Linked DNA regions of Homo sapiens: region 2 is linked to region 1. A link is a loop called in an ENCODE intact Hi-C map of the cell type or tissue named here. Cell type or tissue: heart right ventricle. All regions are shown on one strand. Links, peaks and the distances in the headings refer to the core of each region. The heading gives the core; the rest is flanking DNA.

Region 1 (5,684 bases), core at 475-5,474:
CTTTAGAATGGAATGCCAGAATATTTTTTTCTTTGCTTTGCTTTCTACCTGTTTCATCTGCCCCCTAATGCGATAAGTATTGACTGGTCCAGTTGCTTGAATTGGGAGCAGTGAAGAGGTGAAAGAAAGCACAGTATCCAGAGCAAAGCAGAAAATCAATTAATCATTCCAAATATTATTCTGCCTCATGGGGATAATAACATCCTCCCTGTAAATTGTTGTAGAGTTCACATAGGAATGTGAATCGCTTGGTCCCGAGATGCTCAAAGAATAGGTAGGTGTCATAATCCATGCCATCTCTACTTCCCCTCATGGTTCTAAGGGAGTGTGAGTGTCAAGGCTGGATTTAGTGCCCTTTCTGCCACATCACTTTCTCCTTTGGTTTTCCTTATGTCAGTGTTCTTTATTTGCTCATTTGCTCATTTGTTTATGTCAGGAACTAGGGAATTATCTTGAACACCTCTCCTTTGCCTCCCTTTTCCTAATCATGTTCCCAAATCTAGTCATTGCCAAATCTAAGACTAGATTATTCTCTCTCTCTCCCTCTTTCTCCTTCTCCTCCTCCCCCTTCTTTCTCTGTCTTCTCTCTTCACTACTCTCCCAACCCTGCAGTCCAGGTTTCTGCTATCTCTTTCCTGAACTACTATCCTATTCTCCCCATTGGTATCCCAACAGCCGCTCTTGCCCACCTTTAATTCTTTCAGCAGCCAGAGGATGTACACACACACACACACACACACACACACACACACACACACACACAACTCTGCTGACTCGCTTACTTCCAATTTCCTGATGAGAATGAAATGTAAAACTTGCTCACATGTCCTATGAGGCCCTGCCTGACCTGGCCCTCAAGCCTCATTTTATTCCACCCTGCCCTGTACAGATGCACAGCTCCAGAACCAGCGCACCCTCAGTGCTTCTGGCAGACCTGTCCCTGGGGGACGCTCCGTTCCTCTCGCCACAGTTGATGCTTCTAGCTTTTACATCTCCCCATCAGATCTCCATGCTGACCTCTGACTTGCCCACTCTCTGCAGATGACCTGACCTCCAGCTTTGAGAAAATAGAGGGCATGATTTCAGAGCTCCCTACATTGAAATAGTTTTCTCTTCACTGTTCCTTCTTTTCTCTCCCATTTCTCAGAACCGACACACCCCACAGTCTTTCCCAGGTTTGTCTTTCTTCCTCAGCTCCTGGTTCCTTCCTTGTTTGCCCTGCCTAGGATTGCCTGACGGAATGCAGGACACTTGGTTAAATTAGGATTTCAGACAAATAGTGAGCAACATATTTAGTATAACTGTGTCCCAAATATTGCACAGAGCTAAAAATTATTCATTGTTTATCCAAAATTCTAATTTAACCGAGTGTCTTGTATTATAGTTTTATTTGCAAAATCTGATAAACTTAACCTTATCACTTTAAATGTTTCTCTTTCTCCCCTTCTACTGGGTGCTCCCATGCAGCTTTGACATTTTTGCAAGCTACTTCCACTGAAAAACTCTTGGACGCTAGCAAATCATTCCCTTGATTCTGTTCTCCTTCAAGCTAGTACCCTACCTCTATAACCTGCCCTTGATTCTTCTTTACTTGTCTTTCATTATTTTGGTCTTTGCAATATGATTTCCAGTTTCACCACTTGACACTCTTCTTAAATATCACAAATGCTTTCCAAATTCCTTCTTTAGAAATCTTCATATCCAATTAAACTTTTCATCTGGGCGTCCCACAGATATTTCTCCTTACATACTCTGTGCTCCCAAATGTCCAGCAGTTAACTTTTAATTGCTCTCACAATTTCTCCCTCTTTCTGCTCCAATTGTTGTAATTTTAGAGTATCTACATAGATCTAGTTGCCTACGTTACAACCCATGAAGTCATATTCAACTCTTTCCTTTTATTTATCATCCCCAATACAATCAATTACAGGGTTTTATGACTTTTGTCTCTAGAATAAACTCTTCTCAGTATTGTCCTTTTTTTAAACCTCTCTGTCCCTACATTAGGTTATGTTTCTATCATTTCTCATTGGATTCATACCATTTTCAGGTCAAGAGGGATGCAATATTTTGTGTATTTGATGGATATGCCAAATTAGCCTCAGAGATTATACCAAATTTCATTCTTGCCGATAAGGGATTGTTAATTTTAAGGAATCCTTCCCAAAGCTAATTATTGTCTTCAAAAACAACTTCAGCAATCCTTTAGGTAAATATTCTATTTTGAAGTTCTAATCACATTACTAATAAGGTTGAACACTTTTTAGCCTCCATATCTTTATGCAAGTCAAAGCTGGATCTAAATCTCCTGCTTAAAATCTTTCATGGCTTCCCATTGCCATGAGATGAGATCTGAAATCCTTGGCATGACAGTTAATGCTTTTCACTATCTGGCCCCCAAATATTTTTTCAAATTATATTTCACCCTATCACCCTCCCCTCCTCCATGGAGTAATAGGGAGTGCAGAAGGAGGGTAAGATGGTGAATTCTTTGAGGTCAGCAGCTGTGCCTTTCCTCTCTCCTACTACTGTAATCCCAGCTCTAGCACGTAATAGGTGCTTAATGAGTAGAAAGGTGATGAGTGAGAATGAGTGAATGGGAATGAAGGCTTTAGTGGAGAGAAAGGCAAAGAGGAATTAGGGACAAGAAATAGCATCGGGTGGTAGACGGTGGTGGATGGTGTGCTAGAGACATCCAGGGCTTATGGTTCCGAAGTGACTGTCCTCCATAATGTCACCCATCAATAGAGGCTAGGATATAAAAGTAGATCATTTAGGATAATTCACGAAAATGCACACACAACTGTACATGTTGTTAATCTTGTGCAATGTATCTGGAAAAGTGAAGAAGTCATTTTCTTGAGACTATAACAGCAATCCCTGTGCCAGCAATCTTAGGACAGGACTTTTTTAGCTGGCTGCAACCCCACCCCTACTCTCTGAGCTCCAAACCTAGTAGTTCCCTTGTAGGGATTTGCCGACTTTCCTCCACCTCCACCAAATGGCAGCAGCCAGGCACCGCAGCTTTGCACAGCTCCAGTTACCTGGCCTCTCCTTGAGTTTCCCCTCTTCACCTGGGTCCCTGGACAGCTCCCTTTCTGTCAGCACCGCCGGTAGAGGGCAGCTCCAGCATCGTCCCTGCTGCACCCTCTAGTGGCCGTTAGGATGTTGCATAACTTGAGAAACAGCTTTCCAGCTATCACATTCTCACTTTCGTTAAGTTCTCACTCATAAGTGGGAGCTAAGCTATGAGGACAGAAAGGCATAAGAATGATATAATGGACTTTGGGGACTCGGTGGTAACGGGGAAAGCTTGGAAGGGGGTGAGAAATAAAAGACTACACATTGAGTACAGTGTACACTGCTCAGGTGATGGGTGCCCCAAAATCTCAGAAATCACCAAAGAATTTATCCGGCCAGGTGTGGTGGCTCATGCCTGTAATCCCAGCACTTTGGAAGTCTGAGGCGGGCGGATCACAAGGTCAGGAGATCGAGGCCATCCTGGCCAACATGATGAAACCCTTTCTCTACTAAAAATACAAAAATTAGCTGGGTGGTGCGTGCCTGTAATCCCAGCTACTTGGGAGAGTGAGGCAGAAGAATTGCTTGAGCCTGGGAGGCAGAGGTTGCAGTGAGCTGAGATTGCATCACTGCACTCCAGACTGGTGACAGAGTGAGACTTTGTCAAAAAAAAACAAAAAAACAAAAAAAACCAAAAAAACCAAAAACAAAAAAAGGTATCCATGTAACCAAAAACCCACTTGTACCTTAAGAACTATTGAAATACAAATAAAAATTTTAAAAAAAGTAACCGGGAAACAATCTATGTAATCCTACAATATCACAAGGCATTAACTGTGCTCATCTATTCTCTGAGGCAAGGCTCTTATTCCACACATGGCTCAGGCAGAGTTTGAATCCATTGTTGAGGGGGCTTGGCAACAGCTCCAAATCTCCCCACTCTTATCTTAGGGCACAGAGACTCATCTGTGTATTGAGTTCCAGGAACATCTTTACATAACCCCAGAGTTCCATAAAGGCAATGTGTAAATTCAGCTCCAATAATGACTCGGAGTTCTGTGGATGATTTACAATCTATGTGATAAGACCACCAATTGGTGTTATGATGCTACGTATTTTGATTAATTGCAATACAGGGCAACACATAGAAATTCAGAACGGTAGGACTGCCACCGACAATCTTGATCTTAAAATAAAGAGCAGTGTGAAGAAGCCATCTAGCCTGTAACCTTTGTATTCAGATGCTGCTCCCATTTTTAGGCTGACTGACTCTCACGGCTCATGCTCATTTTACTTAGGGGAAGAAAACAACCCTCAGATACTAGAGAGTCTTTCCCTAAACTCCCAGCCTCGCTGCAGCACAGCCCATGCTCCAACTGTCAGTCTGATGCCCCAGCTGTCATTTCCTTCCTGCTGCTCCTCTCCCCAGAGTCTAATGGAGTCTCCTTGAGGCAGCTGAAGGAGTGACAGATAGACATGTTGTATAGTGGGGCCATTTGCGGCAGCCACGTGAGGTGTGGAAAATGTGATTTATAGATATTTTTTTCCCCAGGGGAAAATGGATTTCATTATTTTCCACCTCAGGTAAGGGGCAAACCTCTGGGCTTGACCTTGGAAGGTTGTGCAGCTAGAATAGTGCTGCCTGAAATGCTGATATAAAGTAAAACCTCATTAAATCAATATTGGTTATTCAAAATCATGCTTGATTGGAGCCAACTGCTTTTCTTCAGCAGCCTGATGCCCCATTCTTTCTTGAGCAAAAATATGAGATACTCTGAAGTGAGTTAAGTTGGTTAAGTTTTTTTCTGGTCCTTAAAGTTTCAAATTAATACAGTTTTATTATGTTTCAAATGGAAGACAGTTCTAAAACACCAAGTCCAATATTGATTATAATCTACCACTATCACATGTATGTTTATTAACAAAAATCCTGTTTCCATAAAAAAGTCATGCATTTTCTCTTCCCATTTATATAGGTGCACAATGTCTGCTTATTGGAATAAATAAGCTGTGGGTTCCTAGGCAAATTGAAGTTATGTAAATAAACAGCCAGTGGCTAATTATCCATGGCAGTGAGCTGCTGGGACAGCTGATGGATAAATTCTGTTGTCAATCTTAAAGTCTTCTAGCCAGAGTGAGGCCAGGCTGAAGGAACTGGGAGAAGGTGTGAGATCCCAGGTGACCTTCAACAATTTTATGTGCCATCTTTTCACCAAATCAAATCAGTGGTAGCAGACATTATCAGTGGTCATTTGGGTTTTCATTAAAGGACATTGAAGTGTCTCAGAAGAGATTACGCATTCAATTAGAGGCCTGGTTCATCTGCAAATTATTAAGTAGCAGGTGTATGTTTATCTTCATGATCACTCCAGAAAGTCCTGATTGTGCCCACAGTGTACAGATTACCAGAATGTTAGGTACTCTGAGGCCTTCAGAGGCAGTACTGTATATTTGTATGTTTGCCATCCATTGACTAAAGAGTTTTTAAGATTTAATTGAGGCAGGGCATTGGATTGAATATCTCCTTCATATCATCCCTTCCTTCTTTCCCTAGCTTCTCCCTCTGGTTGAAGCCAGGGTAGTGGCTATTGTTTATGTCTTTATTTATATCTTTATTTTTTTTGAGACAGGGTCTCAGTCTGTTGCCCAGGCTGGAATGCAGT
Region 2 (5,684 bases), core at 515-5,514, 360 kb before region 1:
AAGCAGTTTGTTTCTGCAGAAGAGAGCAGTGAGTGTTGGGAGAGTTGCTTGGTGCAGCCAGCAGGAGCCCCTGCTAAACTCATGGTCCTTGTGGCTCCAACCTCAAGGGAAAATACTTTTTTTTTTGAGACAGAGTCTTGCTGTGCCACCCAGGCCTGAGTGCAGTGGCATGATCACAGCTCACTGCAGCCTCGAACTCCTGGGTCCAGGTTCATGTCCGTGTCCTGAATGGCTGGGACTACAGGCGTGCGCCACCACCCCCAGCTAATTTTTGTATTTTTCTGTAGAGATGGGTTTTTGCCATGTTGCCCAGGCTGCTCTTGAACTCCTGGTCTCAAGCAATCCTCTTGCTTTGGCCTCCCAAAGCACTGGGATTACAGTTGTGAGCTATCAAGCCCAGCAAGGGCAAGTACCTGTATCTTACTCAGTGTTCCCTGCTGAGGCCCAGGAGCTGTGATTAACTCCTTGCTGGGCCCAGGGCCCTGCCCCTGGTGAGTTTTAGTCAGTATCTGTCTAAAGGAATTATCTTTGTAAACTGTTGGATTGCATCATTGTTGTGAAATAGCAAGTGTATGCAGCTTCTCTCTCTTTCTCTTCTCTCTCTCCTTCTCTCTTGTGTGTACATTTCCACAATGTACTATTTTATAATTACATTAATAATGGTTCCCCCAGTAAAAATAATCTGGATTTAGACCGTTGGTATCTAAATATTTGTATGGCACCTATCACTAGATATTTAGCCATTTATAAACATCTTTTTAAAATGCTTTCATTAAATTAGTTATTCTGGGCAAACACAGGCAAATATAACCATTGAAAGGACACACAAATAAAGGTCCAGCAGAGTTGAGATGCCATTGCCTTAGAGATTAGCATGCAAGCTCTGGATCAGACACCTGAGAGGGAAATCCTAGCCTCTCTGCTTCCAGCTGGATGAATCGGAAAAGTCTCTTGGGGTGGGAATGAGAGGAAAGATCTGGTTCTGCCAGTTGATGCTTTGAGTACCCCCTGCTCCATGCTGCTGCTTCTCAGCTTCATGCGATTGTACCTTTGAGGACTTCCATGGGCCACATTCTAACCTTTTTTAATTTTTTTAAGACACAAGGTCTTGCTCTGTCACCCAGGCTGGAGTGCTGTGGCGTGACCATAGCTCACTGCAGCCTTGAGCTCCGAGACTCAAATGATCCTCCCACCTCAGCCTCCTAAGTAGCTGAGACCACAGGCCTGTGCCACCCTGCCTGGCTAATTTTTAATTATTTTGTTTGTGTGTTTGTTTGTAGAGAAGGAGGTCTCACTATATTGACCAGGCTGTTCTCAAACTCATGGCCTCAAAACAATCCTCCCATCTAAACCTCCCAAAGTGCTGTGATTACAGGTGTGAGCCACCGTGCCCAGCACTAACCCTCTTATTTACAATGGGATTGTTTGCCTCACTGTGCCTAAATTTGTAAAACATGGCCAATTCTTAAATGCTCTGTCATTCAAAGTATTTAGTCAATCTCTCTGTTCCAATTAAGCACCAGAAATTTGGAGATGAAAAGCCGCACCTCATTTCGTTCACTGAGAATCACAAAGCCAGGCACAGGGGGCTGGGAGCAGTAGAGCATGGGCACAGAACCCAGCCCAGAGGACCAGGAAAGGTTCTAGAGCTTGGGGCAAGAGCTGAGCCTTGAAGTAGGAGTAGGAGTTAGGCAGGGAGGAAGAAGGAAACGCAGCATTGGATGGCAAGGAGGTGGGGGAAGGCATGGCCGTGTCTGGGAGCTGCAGGGGCTCCCGTCAGGGTGGGAGGAGAGGTAATGGGAAGGAGACTAGCGAAGGAGGCAGGGCTGATCTTGAGGGGTCTCACAGGCCCTGCTAAGAGAGTGCAGGATTTCTTTAGAGGATGGTAGAGGGAGCCGCTGAGTAATACAGACTTCCTGATGTGAACGTAGCTGTGTGGAGGAGGCTGACAGCATGGACTCTGGGTCGACTGTCCGGTCCTCAAAAGCTGGCTCTCCCACCTGATGACTTTGTGATAGTGAGAAGCTCCTGTAAGCCTCAAATTTCTCATCTTAAAAGTGAAAAATGGTGTTACTTGCCTCAGGAAATTTTGTGAAGATGAGAAAATACAAATAAAGCACTATTATAGTGTCTAATACTTAGTGGTCAATAAATGCTAACTATGGTTGTTATTGATCATTTGAATAATAATGAGGTATACAGTTTGTCTCATTTTGTAGACTTGTGATAATGGAATGAATGAACTTTGTCACAGCAAAATAAGTTTAAAATGTTAGTTGTGTATCCTGATAGAAAATATAAACTTAAAAAAATTTCTTCATGAGACAGAGGTCTCACTATGTTGCTCAGGCTGGTCTCCAACTCCTGGCCTCAAGCTAACCTCTCACCTCAGCCATTGTGCCTGGCTAATATAAACATTTGTTTATTCATTCCACAAATATTGATTGACCATGAAGGATGTACCAGGCACAGTTCCAGGCTCTTGGGATAAGGTAGTAAATGAGGCTGCCCCCTCGATGAGGGATCCCTACTCTCACTGAGCTTACATTCCAGCGGGGAGGCTGATGATGAAAAAGGAAACAATGTGATTCCCAAGACCTGTACGTTCCGCCAGGGCAGGGAACTTGTTGCATTTGTACCTTGATCTATCCCAAGTGCATGAGACAGGGCCTAGGTCAGGCACTTGATGAACGTGTTGAGTGAATGGAAGATTATTTCAGATAGTGCTGAGTGCCGGAAGACAAGGAAACAGCGCTACATGACAGAATGGGAAGGTCGACTTGGCTAGATGCGGTGCACGGCTGAGAAAGCACTGCTGAGCTGAAGTGGATGGTATGAAGGAATCAGTCATGGGACAGTCTTTGGGACAGCTATTCCAGGCCAAAGAATTTTCCATGCCTAAGCTGAAGGCCCTGAGGCAGGGCTGTGCTGGGAATGCACAAAGACGGGAATGAATGGACCCCACAGCACAGGGGCCAGTAATTTGTGGGTCATTGGCAGGCATGTCTTTTATCTAACAGGAGACTATTTTTGCCTCCAGAGGGCACTTGAACATAACAAATGCATCTAAGGGCCAGCTTGGGTTAACACTTAGACAGAAAGCAGTTTCCTGAAAGCATAACTTCAGAGGCCAGGAAAGCAAAAAGAAAATAATCTCAGCTGTAGCCTTTGCTTATTGAAATTTGAAAGCACCTCTTTTAAAAATTAACTTTTATGAGATAGTACAAGTGTTAGCTAGCAATGTGGGCTTTCATACATTAGTGTTAGTTTAACAACATAGCCCTCCCCTTGGTGGATAGATGAGAGAGCAGTTTGACAGGTAGGAGAGGGGACGAAAGGCTAATTTAGAGAGGTCTCGGCAAAGGTGTCAGGTCTGGGTGAGACCCAAAGCAAGGAGGCTCTGAGAAGCTAAAAGGCAACATAGAGAGGGGCCAAGGGACGGGGGAGAATGAGTACAAGAAGGCAAGAGGATGGGCTGGGGGAACCAGAGTACTCTCATGCACTTTAGAAATTGACCTGAGGACAGTTCTGCCTGGTCATATCTCTGTCGTCTCCAAAAGTCATGTGCTAAGCACTGTTTCAACATAGTTCTATGTCATATGCTGTGCAATACACACTAGTGTGACATGATCCTGGTCTTCCATGTACCTAAAATCCAAAGCAGTTTTACACATGAATATACTAAGAATGAGTCATCTTACGTGGAGGGGAAAGACAAGTACCTAGACAATCTAATTTGAAGGACACGAAACCACTTCGTCTTCAGTCCCATCTCCCGTAAGTCCTCCTGCTGTGGGCCTCTCCATGCTCCTCCCTCTTACTTTGTCCTTTGGCTTTGGGCACTAAAGCGCTTGTGAAGAAGCTAATGAAATCTAGGAAACTCATCCATCTGGGTGCAACCTCTCTGGGCCTCCACAGGCCTGGCACCTGTTGCATTGCCTATCTTGTTAGTTTACCTGCTCCACATCTGTGATCTCTGCTAGATCACCAGCCCCTTGAAGCAGGGAACAAGTCATACTCACCTGTGTGTTCCAAGGGGACTAAAGCTTCATTTTTCACATAGTGTTATACAGTTACACTAATATCATCTACCTATATATTATATAAACATGCACGTATGTTCATCTTTTGCTGTTGTTGTTTTTTTTGAGACAGGCTCTTGCTCTGTCACCCAGGCTGAAGTGCAGTGGCACTGCAGCCTCTGCCTCCTGGGCTCAAACAATCCTCCCACCTCAGCCTCCAGAGTAGGTGGGACTGCAAGCACACACCGGCATGCCCACCTAATTTGTTTATTGATTTGTATTTTTTGTGGAGATGAGGTTTCACCATGTTGCCCTGGTTAGTCTTGAGCTCTTGGGCTCCAGTAATCACCCACCTTGGCCTCCTAAAGTGCTGTTTTAGGCTGTGTTTGAGGCTGTTTTAGGCTGTGTTGTGAAGATGCAGAGGCAAAACAGCTCTTTTTTTTTTGAGATGGAGTCTCGCTCTGTCGCCCAGGCTGGAGCGCACTGGTGTGATCTCGGCTCACTGCAAGCTCTGCCTCCTGGGTTCATGCCATTCTCCTGCCTCAGCCTCCCGAGTAGCTGGGACTACAGGCGCCTGCCACCACGCCCGGCTAATTTTTTGTATTTTTAGTAGAGACGGGGTTTCACCATGTTAGCCAGGATGGTTTCAATCTTCTGACCTTGTGATCTACCTGCCTCGGCCTCCCAAAGTGCTGGGATTACAGGCGTGATCCCTGTTTTGTCGTGCCCGGCCTGACGAAACAGCTCTTAATCCACCTAAGAAAAAAGAAAGGAAATACCACATCCAGTATATACCACACACATCATCCCTCACCCAGATCAGGAAACCTCACGATGAGTTATGCCCCCAGTAAGCCCATCCAGCCTCATTCTCTCCTTCTTTCTGTGCCTTTAGCTAGTACACTGCCTTTGGAAAGATGTCCATAATCCTTTAATACTTTTGCTAGTAGAGCCACAAGTGAATAGAAGTAGGTAGCTGAAACTGCTGGACAACTGGGTTTATTCTGCAGGCTTATTTCACAAAGCGCAAACCTCAGAAAACTGAGGCCATTGCTGGCCTGGCTAGTTGGATTTCCAAATATTGACCATTCCTGGACTCCTCATTACAGGTTTTCATACACCTGCTGAGACACATGACTGCCCTTGTTGGATAATCCTGATGTCATTGAGGAAATTAAATGAGATGAGGGTGTAAATTGTTCAGTGTGCAGTGGGCAGTCAGTGGTGTTATTGTCTCATTAACACATTGCAGCTATTTATGCTGCCCCCTGATTTTGTTGGAAACAGTCTTATGTACTTTTTTTACACAGAGGCATTGAAAGTTAATTCATAGTTGATTTTAGGGGAAAGGATTACTTTGAACATAAAAGACACAGATTTACAGACATTTATTGGGAAATGAAGTCACGTATATGGGCAATTCTAGTGACTAAAAAGCAATTAAAAATTACATTTGATTGCTTGTCAAGTACATAGACAAGTATGATGGAAAATGGTATAAAACAAACAGCAGAATAGGATACATTTTGCTGGAAAAGCAAAGTAGTGACAGAGCATGTAAGCCTCACCTGGGCCATGACATTCGTGTTCTGCCATCCTGCCACTTGGGAGAAGTGGCTTCATGGTTTACCTTTTTGTGTGTCATCCACTAGCATGAACTAC

What was found. Hi-C counts contacts between places; a loop is a spot of excess contacts. Peaks named below come from ENCODE experiments on the same cell type or tissue, not always from the same donor. Only the 100,000 strongest peaks of a DNase experiment are listed, where the experiment ranks them.
Region 2: it touches region 1 in a loop (6-fold over the local background); 25 of 110 quality-filtered maps call a loop at or near these places.

Annotation. Positions count from the first base shown.
Region 1 is chr13:52,965,150-52,970,833 of GRCh38, forward strand. No RefSeq gene overlaps it. Among named protein-coding and RNA genes, the nearest start is that of OLFM4, 61 kb to the right of the region's middle. In heart right ventricle, for the core only: a CTCF peak has its summit at 3,133; a DNase peak (open chromatin) is centred at 3,132; H3K27me3 peaks cover 1,499 bases.
Region 2 is chr13:52,606,481-52,612,164 of GRCh38, forward strand. No RefSeq gene overlaps it. Among named protein-coding and RNA genes, the nearest start is that of LINC00345, 9.0 kb to the left of the region's middle. In heart right ventricle, for the core only: a CTCF peak has its summit at 3,056 (motif pointing right); DNase peaks (open chromatin) are centred at 2,781 and 2,821; H3K27ac peaks cover 1,429 bases.